2 separate regions of the Homo sapiens genome follow, and region 2 is linked to region 1. A link is a loop called in an ENCODE intact Hi-C map of the cell type or tissue named here. Cell type or tissue: endothelial cell of umbilical vein. All regions are shown on one strand. Each heading gives the region's core, and the rest is flanking DNA. Links, peaks and the distances in the headings are about the cores only. Region 1 has its middle 60 kb from the start of ZNF608. Region 2 overlaps LOC101927421 (a long non-coding RNA gene).

The links. Hi-C counts contacts between places; a loop is a spot of excess contacts. Peaks named below come from ENCODE experiments on the same cell type or tissue, not always from the same donor. Only the 100,000 strongest peaks of a DNase experiment are listed, where the experiment ranks them.
Region 2: a loop joins it to region 1, with 13 times the contacts of the local background. A loop is called at or near these places in 1 of 110 quality-filtered maps.

Annotation. Positions count from the first base shown.
Region 1 is chr5:124,804,014-124,809,399 of GRCh38, reverse strand. It overlaps the pseudogene RPL28P3. Among named protein-coding and RNA genes, the nearest start is that of ZNF608, 60 kb to the right of the region's middle. In endothelial cell of umbilical vein, for the core only: no CTCF peak of the experiment used is centred there; a DNase peak (open chromatin) is centred at 2,949.
Region 2 is chr5:125,272,635-125,278,020 of GRCh38, reverse strand. The region is part of intron 4 of LOC101927421 (a long non-coding RNA gene); the gene reads right to left. Among named protein-coding and RNA genes, the nearest start is that of LINC02240, 220 kb to the left of the region's middle. In endothelial cell of umbilical vein, for the core only: no CTCF peak of the experiment used is centred there; DNase peaks (open chromatin) are centred at 270, 2,570 and 3,590; H3K27ac peaks cover 2,603 bases.

The DNA of each region.
Region 1 (5,386 bases), core at 274-5,273:
GCATGTTGGTTATTATTAATATTATTATCCAGTGAATAATAGTTATAATAAAACAGATAGATATATATTGTTATATTAAAGAATGTTTCGGAATTCAAATCGTTGAACAAAGTAATCTGTGTTACCTTTTAAATTGCCCCTGAGGCCGCTGCGAGAGAAGCCGCCGCCATGTCTGCGCATCTGCAATGGATGGTCGTGAGGAACTGCTCCAGTTTCCTGATCAAGAGGAAGAAGTAGACAGACAGCACAGAGCCCAATAACTTGAAGGCCCGCAACTCCTTCGCTAAAAAGGGCTGATTCACCGCAAGACTGTGGGCGTGGAGCCTGCAGCCGACAGCAGAGGTGTGGTGGTCATGAAGCGGAGATCCAGCCAGCGGAAGCCTGCCACCTCCTATGTGCGGACCACCATCAACAAGAATGCTCGCGCCACGCTCAGCAGCATCAGACACACGATACTGAAGAACAAGTATGCCCTGACCTGCGCATGGCTGCCATCCGCAGGGCCAGCGCCCTGCACAGCCGGAAGCCTGTAATGGTGAAGAGGAAGCGGACCCGCCCCACCAAGAACTCCTGAGTCCCTGCCCCCAAAGCAATAAAAAGTCAGCTGGCTTTCTCAAAAAAAATTATAATAATAAAATAAAAAATTAAAAAAGTTAAAATGTTTAACCAGAGATTTGAGGGTCATCTGGAAGAAGCAAGGAGGAGCTGCTGCCTGCTTTCAGTAGACAGATGAACTGGCTGAGTCTAGTTTTTCTGACTTTCGGAGTATATACATACATGTGTATATATATGTATGTGTGTATATATATGTGTGTGTGTGTGTGTGTGTGTGTGTGTGTGTGTGTGTGTGTGTGTATAGTGACAGGGTCTCGCTCTGTTGCCCAGTTTTCAGTTCATGATCATAGCTCACTGTAACTTCGACCTCCTGAACTCAAGTAATCCTCCTACCTCAGCCTACTGAGTCGCTAGGACTACAGGTGTGGCCACTACGCCCAGCTAATTTTTTATTTTTTATTTTTATTTTTTGTAGAGGCATGATCTTTCTATGTTGCCCAGGTTGGTCTCAAGCGCCTGGTTTGAAGCGATCCTCCCACCTCAGCCTCCCAAAGTGGTGGGATTACAGGCATGAGCTACCATGCCCAAGCCCCATAAGCCCATAATTTCATGTATAAAAATGGATATTTCAGGCCTGGCGCCGTGGCTCACTCCAGTAATCTCAGCACTTTGGGAGGCCGAGGCAGGCAGATCACCTGAGGTCGGGAGTTCAAGACCAGCCTGATCAACATGGAGAAACCCCGTCTCTACTAAAAATACAAATTTAGCTGGGCATGGTGGCGCATGCCTGTAATCCCAGCTACCTGAGAGGCTGAGGCAGGAGAATCGCTTGAAACCAGGAGGCGGAGGTTGTGGTGAGCCAAGATTGTGCCATTGCACTCCAGCCTGGGCAACAAGAGCGAAACTCTGTATCAAAAAAAAAAAAGATATTTCAAGTGCTCTTCATTTTGACTAATAGATGTATCACTGGTAGTAAAGTATTTATTAAATGTCCTGTGAAACTTTCCTTGTCAGGAGGAAATATCTATTTTATAGATTCCCAAAGCCATAGATCTTAAATTAGGACATAGCTGTGTATTTCAATTTGTGTTGAGTCCAATCCTAGGGAAAGCTATGGGTTCAGTCTATAAGGCAGAAATAAGAATACAGACTTGTTCATAGGAATTCATTCCAAAATGTGAAATAAAGGAGTTTTAATCTACTGTTGAAACTGACACAAACATTTCTTACACATTTCTTTGTCATTAGTGAACTAATTGTACTTTAATCGAGTCAGCAGTGAGCAATAAGAATCCATTAGGAAATACAGTAATATAGTACAGATTTTTATTTCCTTCAAGAGCTCTCCTCAGAATTCATGGTCTCAGTGAGAACACTAGCAATCTGTGAATTATCTGGGCTCTCAAAATGCAGAAAAGAATCAAAGGAGATTTAGAAAGGAGCATTGGCCCATTTTACTGAGAATTCAGCCAGGCTGATCTGCTCAATGGTTAAAGAGTAACAGCAACTACATTAAACACCAGAATGGTCAGTGCAATTAATGCAATTAAAGTAATTAGTCCTGGCAGCTGTAAGGTCAAATAGAGGTAGCTTTGTAACAACAATCTGCCACTGCAAAATTACTGACATTTCCAACTAAATTATATTCTCTAAATTGTTGCCTTAATGCTAAATAAATAAAGTTATGCTAATGTTGGGACTGATTACAGATTGAAATTAGCACAATTGCTTGTTATACAGTCTGCTAGGGTTAACATTTTTTAAAAACATAATTAATGGCCTTTGCTTACTGTCTCTGGTTATAGATCCTGCAGCTCATTTGCATTCTTTTGCAATATGCTGACAGTGCTAAATGTCTAAGAAGAAAGATCTCATCTGCAGGCAGAAAATGCGTTTTTCACGTCATCAAGCTAAAACTTGTTATGGTTTCAGGGCAGTGTTAATAACAAAAATGGCCAGAAAAGGAATGGATAAGAATGAGGCTAGAATCCGTTTTTCTTTTCAGTCTTGTGATCCAGGCCTTTTCTGGAGTCAATGTGAAATGTAATTGCTCTTTTGACCTCTATCTTCTCTCTCCCCAGGTCTGAGGAAGAGCTACACTGGTTGATTATTGCAGGAATGAAAGGCACTCTGACCTTGTCGACCGAACGCCTTGCTGCTTTCAATGTTGCCCATTATACTGAAGGCAGGCAACTCCTGGAGAGAGGCGGAATCTACAGGAGAGCTGCTCCCCGGGCAACCTGCCAGAAAAGGCTTCATCAGCAGCAGTTCAGACATGACCAAACAGCTCAGGCAGTAAAGGAAACAGCTAGGGGGGAGAAAAACAGAGTATATCAAAATATTGTTAGCACACAGCCTAAAGAGCTCTCAGGCATCTATACTATAGAGGGCCTTTGCGAATACTGCCCAGCGTCATTCGCCTGAACTGAAGATCAACCTGGGAATATTTGCTGAGGAAGGAAGCCGTAACCAATATAAGTACAGTCACTGATTTCCTAAAATAGGCAGTTGCTCATTCAAAGGGATTTGTGATAATATTTCTATGTAAAGAGGAAAGTAGGGTGATTTTCAGCAGAAAGTAGGTCAGGATATTTGGTTACAATTGCAGCCGGGTGGGTGGTGGCTCAAGCCTGAAATCCCCACACATTGGGAGCCCCAGGTGGGAAGATCACTTGAAGCCAAGAGTTCAAGACCAGCCTGAGCAACAAAGCAAGACCCCTTCTCTACAAAAAAAATATAAAAATTAGCCAAGTGAGGTGGTGTGTACCTATAGTCCTAGCTACTTGGGAGGCTGAGGCAGGAGGATTGCTTGAGCCCAGGAGTTGCAGGCCGCAATGAATTATGATTGTACCACTGAACTCCAGCTGAGAGACAGAGCAGGACCCTGTCTCTAAAAAAAGAAAAAACTTAAATTTAAATTTAAAAGAAAACACAATTGTTCTAGATGATAAATCATTCACCAAAAATCTAGTTTGATTATTTTTAGAATTTATGGTTGATGTAAGGATTAGGGTACAATTCACAATGAGAACATGCTCTCCCTTCAATCTCTAGAGTTAAAAGAGTCTTTGTTTAAAATCAGCTGTGGTTCCTTCACATAACTGCTCATTCTGCTCAAATCAATTCTATTCAACAAAATTTTATCGAGCATTTATTATGTGTCTAATCATTCTGGGAAACATAAATGAGATGTGAAGTGTGCCTATGAGTTAACGAGACTGGCTGACCAAGCAGACACAGAAATGGTGCCATTTGCTTTCTCATTTTATTGTATTCATTGAGAGAGAACACCAGAAGCCTCTGCTATGAGTGAGGCATGGTATTAGGTTCTTCAGATTCAGATGTCATTTAACTGTTACATTAGTTTTTAGGTTCATATTATTAGCCCCACTTTAGAAAGAGTTTACTGTAGTAAAAAAGACCCTGAAATCCGGAATTAGCCAGTCTTGGGTTTGCAAGGGAGAAAAGATATAATAACTTTCCTCATCCATCATAAGGGACACTCCTATAACAAAAGAGATTAACGAGACAAAACCATAACAAACGTATTCAATCAAAGTTTTACGTAACATGGGAACTGTCAGAAAAGAAGACCCAAAGACCCGAGGAAAGCTGTTTATTTTTATGCTTAGATTTAATGAAGAATGGACAAGGCATATGGAAATGTGATTGGACCAAAGAGTATGATCTAATGGTAATAGACTGGGAATGGTAGGAGCCCAGCAAGGCTTGTCTGTTTAGATTCTTTTTGGCCTCTCTGTGTAACATTTCTTCCTCCCAGGTATGGGATAGGACCCTTATGGAATGGTAGTCTTCAAGGGAGAAGAGAGGGAGTGACCTTTCTAAGATTTTGGCTTGCTTTGAGGGAGAAGAATTCTGGTTTCTATGGCTCACTAAAAAGAAGTGAGGGACAGGGGAGCAGGAAAAGCTCAGAGAGACCTTGCTTCTGAGGCCTTTCAATCTCCTTTAGTTCAAAGTAGTCAGCATGCCAAAGCACCATACTTTGGAGTATCATGTTCTGAGCCCCAGCAGGTTCATACACAATTCTGTTACTACTCAAAATCTCTGCAATCTTGAAAAAATTCTCCATTTCTCTGGATTTTTATTAGTTTTGTTCCTGTAATGAAGGAGACAAGAAGAACTTAAGACCTTTTCCATCTCTATAGTTCTATGAGAAATATTGTTGTACAGTCACACGTATCAGATTTTCTGGGACATCCCAATTCCAAATGTTGTGGCCCATCATGCCTGTAAAAATATTTATGCTCATCAAATGCAGAATTCAGGAAGCATAATCACCCTCTCTAAAAATAAAAAGAACTATCAGAGTTAGGAAATGAATGATGAATAAAGGCTAGGGAGAATGGCATTACAAGATAATTTTCAAAAGAAGGGTGAAATCACGACCCTCATACAGATATAAAAATGAACATGTTAAAGATTTGATTCTAGCCATTAATCAAAGACGGAATGCAGAAGATATTATAACTGGTTCAAGAGAATGTGAAGAGACATATTTAAAGATCAGGAATATTGAAATTAGCATGCAAATGGAATAAAACCAGTTTTTCCACAGGTAGGGGGAGGAAGTCAATTGAACCTATATTAGACAGGGCAGAATGTGCATGTCTATCAGTTACCTGCAAGATACAGGGTTGTAAAATAACTCAAAGACAAGGAAAGGCTAGAATCAGATAATAGGAAGGGTGTAGTGTACCAGATGATGCATAGTTTCCCATTGAAGCTGTTTTTTTTTTCTGCAATGCAAATAGTTTTCATGGGGTTCAGAAACCACTCCCCCAAAATATGGCATCTTGCATACTAAGTATTT
Region 2 (5,386 bases), core at 150-5,149, 470 kb before region 1:
GGGGAATGATTTCATGGTGCATTAAAATAATAGCCAATGTTTATTGACTTCTTGCCAAGTGCCAGGCATTGGCCTAACTCTTTTATACATATTAACTCATTTAATGCTCACAACAACACTTGACTTAGGTACCATTATATTCTCATTTTAAATTCAAGGAAATCATGGCTGACTGTGGCTTAGTAACTTGCAAATTTCCATAGCAATAGAGCTAAATCTGAACCTACGCAGTCTCACTCCAGCACCTACACTCTAAATCACTATAATATGCCTCCTCCAATAAACCTTCAGGGCTGAGTCAGATGTGATTAGTCAGAGAAAAACAAATAAGAATGGGGGAAGAGTGAGTAAGAGCAAAGGCATGGAGGTAGGATAAGAATAGCCCAGTCAGAATGTAGGTGTATTAGGCCATTCTTGCACTGCTATAAAGAAATACCAAAGACTGGGTAATTTATAAAGAAAGGAGGTCTAATTGGCTCTTGGTTCTGCAGTTTGTATAGGAAGCATGGTGCTGGCATCTGCTCAGCTGCTGGGGAGGCCTCAGGAAACTACAATAAGGGTAGAAGATGAAGGGGAAACAGGCACATCACATGGCTAGCACAGGAGCAACGGGGTCGGAGCTATACACGTTTCAACAACCAGATCTCATGAGCACTCACTCACTATTGGGATGACAGTACCAAGAGGATGGCGCTAAACCATTCATGAGAAATCTGCCCCCGTGATCCAACCACCTCCCACCAGACCCCCTCTCCAACATTGGGGATTACAATGGAACATGAGATTTGGGTGTGGATACACACCTAATCCATATCAGTAGGATTACAGCTGAGCAATAGCAGAAGTCTGATCTGGAAAGTTCAGATGAACTGATGCTATGAAGCCTTGAAAGATAAACTGAATAACTAGTAGAGACTGATTAATGAGAGTTCAGCCAAGTTTAAATATGTTAATACAGTGATGTGCAGAGGTATGCAATAGAATCTGTGCCTTCTGGCCTTTGAGGCAACTTTACTTTTCCAGAAAGAAGAGCATGCCCATCTCTGAACATTCTGCTTTGGCTGCCTCACAGCCATCCCTTGCCCTCTTCCTAACAGCCCTGATTTCCATGTGGGCATCCATCAGGCTCCATAGCTGGAGAGGGTGAATGAGGCTAAGCCAATCAGAGACTCTGGGCTCTCTGACAAAAGAGATAGTCAAATCTGCATTACCTTCAGACTTTTCCTTGAGGTGTTTAGACAAACAATGGGGTTGAGAGTAAGAATATAAGGCCAGAGGAGCTAGGCCAGGAATAAACCCGACTCACAGGGTAGAGCACAACAATGAGAAATGGAGCTCAGACTCTCATGATATCATTGATCTATGAATCCCACATGCCTGAAGCCCACCCAACTTCTGAACTTTTCAGAAAAGTGAACCACTATATTCTCTTTGTTATTTAAGCAGGTTTGAGTAGGTTATCTATTACTACAATAAAATAGTAAGTAATACACTGCTTCATGATAAGGATTTCACCTTGATTTTAGGACAACTAGAAGCTCTCTCTGAGCTGGGTGACACAGCTCATAATATTGTCTCCTTCTTTTCATGACCTGCTCTTCAGGACATCACCTGGACAAATCCCAGTGATTTTTTACAGTTCAGCCCTGAAGCCTCAAATCCCAAGTCAGTATCATCTTTCGCAGGACTGCTGACATCTCTGCAATCTGGAGCTTATAAAGACACTGGGGTGACCGAGGAATAGCTGTATATCATCCCCAGGGTTTTCACATCAAAGGACCCAGTGGAGGCCTCATCCTGTTCAAAATGACAAATTAAAATGAATCCCAGAGCTTTATTCTCTAAGAACATAAGACATGTTTTCTTTTTGAACATTTCATTGCACTGTCTTCAGAATCAAGCTCTCTAAAGAATGTTATTATACCTTGAGCTTCTTGACACATTTCCTAATAATTTGAAGCTTCTGACATTTATACAATAAAAGATTGCGCTCTGCAAAAGAAAAAAAAATCAATGAATCTTTTTGGCAATCGTCCTAAATCTGTAGAGATTAAGTTCACTTCCCAGACATTGCTATTTCATATCAAACACAGAGTCACGCAGTATAATTAAGATAGTTGTAGAACCATATATTTCATGCCCTAGCTGTCTGCTTTAAACTATCTTGGGAAGTTCAGAAATAATAGGGAAGCTACATCTTAACCAGAGTAATTACATTTGCTAAGCAGAATGGGATGAGCAAGAGCTATGTAAAAGAATAAAATAAATCCACCACAAAACCAAGAACTTCTACATTCATTCTGATATATAAACCTTGTTGATAAAAAAGAAAAAAAAATAAAGGGAATAAAAAGAAGAAAGGCTCACCTCCAGTTACAACTCCCAGGAGAATGACAGCTATTATTTCCTATTGAGTTGGTACTTACCACACAGAGCCTGAACAATTCATACAGAAAAATAAACCATAACATTCCTGTTTATTATTACTTTAGCTGAGAGGTGGTGACATTAAACAGTTCTGCACTGCTGCTATAAATCAGCAGGCTAGAGATGTTCTCAGCATGGGACTAGGACTCCTTGGAAACCACTCTCAACAAAGCAACCAGCTGTCAGAATTCTTCAAATTAAACTGTTATTACAGTAGTATTCATTAGTCAGTTACTGGCTATTAAGATATTTTTATATCAGCACCATTGACATTGGCTGTTGCTTTTTAATATGCAAGTTATATATAAACATGATTCAGTGGCTCATGTGAGGATGACAGCCTCTATTAGAGCTTGGTGTCCCCTGTCTAAAGGCTGCTACAAAGGGTTGCTGTCTTATCTGTGCACACTTAAATTTCTCTGGGAAGCTGGATGTTTGTTCTGGTGGTTGGAGTGGGGAGAGGGCTAGTAATAATATATTTCAACACTAGTGTTTGCTCAGAAAAGTGATAGCTCAACGTCAGAAATTATAACTCTTAAAACTGTTACTAAGCCCCTGATGACAGTGGTTTATGCTCCTCCAACTTGACACTTTGGGTTTCTGTTTGTCTGAGATACTGGGCATGTGTTTAACTTTTGCCTGAAGTCCAGAATTAAACAAAGGATGTAAAATGGAATATGTGGAGAAGTGAAGAGGAGAATCAGTCTACAGGCTCTGGTAGAAATAAAAAGTATGACAGGTATTAATTGAAACAGTGTTCTTAGCATTTGGAAAAGTTCTTAAGTCTCAATTTAGTTTCAGGGCAAATTTAACCTAAATCATTTTATTCCAACTAGGAAAAAAAACATATACTATTAACTAGCTTAGAAAGATTAATATAATACTTACATGCATACCACAAACTCATTCACACATGGAAACCACAGAGTTTTTACTTTTCCCCAATCCTCACTTTAATCTTCATACAGCATAGGGAATACTAGCCTATTTAATTGAAATAGAGAGAATTCAGTCCAAATTGTTTATTTTGTAGATGACAAAAATGAGATTCAATGAATTAGTTTACTGGTATCAGCCTTAATTTTGTTTTCTTCCTATTTTCTAAAACATGTTGGAGCTCCCTCCTCCACTTGGAAGATAAGCCATTTCCTGATCCTCAGACCGATAAGATGCCAACAGACAGTATATAAACAATCTTTGCCTCTGCTGCAAGGAATTTTAGCATTTGTCATTCCCTCTGACTGAGAATCTGAGGTGCCCAGGGTTCAACACTGGGGTAGAGTTTGATTGGTTGTAACTGGCTTGTACCAGCTCTTAAGAGACAATTGTTAAAGTTTCAGGAATTTTGTGATCAATTAACATCATGTTAGTAGTATTCAATTGATTATTTATACCACAAACACTACAAATGGACAAAAACCACAAATCAGGGTTGTTGTTGTTGCTGTTGTTGTTTCTTCTGAAGATCCAGTTGTTACCCATTTACCAGCATACCACCGGTTCACTGCTGAGTCTCTTTGCTGCATCCAGACCAGGGAGAGCGTGCTCCACTGATGAAAATGGACACAACCAACCCCCTGAAGTTCATTTATTAAACAAATATTTAATGAATGCCTACCTGATTTCAGATACTTCGGCCACCTCCTACCATTGTGTAGAACAAGTAAGGGCTGAAATTCAGCCCACTATCTGCCTGCACACCTCAAAGGAGTCTTAAGATTGTGAAAAATGTGAAAACACATTGTTCTAAATCTCTCAAAGAGATTCACGGAACTATGGGCTTGTAGGGTGCAGTCTGTCTTGGTGTCTGTCAAGAGGGGTGCTTTTTCTTATTTACTTAAAGGGACATTCTGGACAAACGGTGGGTGCTGAATGCTGTGCATGTGCTGAAGGCACAGGAGTGTGCAAGCCAGACAAAGTCCTGTCTGCAGAGCTCACCTTCCAGAGCGGGAAGAAAATGAACATGATAATTTCAGAATGTGACCGCACCTTGAAGCAAAGCCACCAAGATGTGAGAGAGAGATGGAGGTGGTGGGAGGGGTACTGCTTTGGGGCAGGAGTTCAGGACTGGTCTCTGTGGTCTGTGTAAAGTGCACTCCAAACAGAGAGAACAAGAGCAAGTGCCCAGGGTGAAAAGGGAGTGTGTGTTACTAAGGACAGACGACAGCCCATGTTACTTGGAGCAGAGTGAGAAACACAGAGAAGGGTACAAGTTGGGGACAAAGAGGTAAGCAGGGGCCCTAGTTGTCCATGAAATGGAAGTTAGATATTATCTTTGGGTAATGAGAAGCTATTGGAATGTTTTAAGCAGAGGAGTGATTTGCATTTTTAAAAGATCATGCAGGCTTTCATATGAAAATAAGATTGTAAGGAAACAAAAGTACATGCAAGAGACCAGTTACAAGGCTGAATGCCTCTCTCCCCAAATCTGAGTGCACACTTCCCAAGATGAGGTTTCTCCTTTGTGTTTTCATTTTTATTTATTTTAAAATCTTATCCCTGCACCCCAGCCCAGACTTCCTGACTTAACCACCACTTACCAGTCCAAGACCCAACTTCCATCTCTGAAAGCTTGTGTTTGGTTTTCTTTGAATTAGTTCTCGATCACTATTTATTAACAACATATCATATCATGGTGTCTATACCAGAATAATTCAAAAGGTAATTTAAGGAACACAAGGCATCCAAAACAGAGCAGCAAGACAAAGGAAAAATAATCCTGGTACATACCAGATTCAATTTTGAGTTTGAGATTAGATTTCACACTGGGCTTATTAGCCTTTGTTAAATCAAGTTTAGCTTAAAGCTGCCTCCTTACCTATTGTAAGTCTGGCTTAAATGTTTCTCTGTACAGCATGAACTATAACCTAAATGGGAGTGTAAACAGACTATAGTCTACACTTGTGCCAATCGCCAAGTTTTGACCAATCAAATGTGGCCAAATGGTCAAACTGTGTTC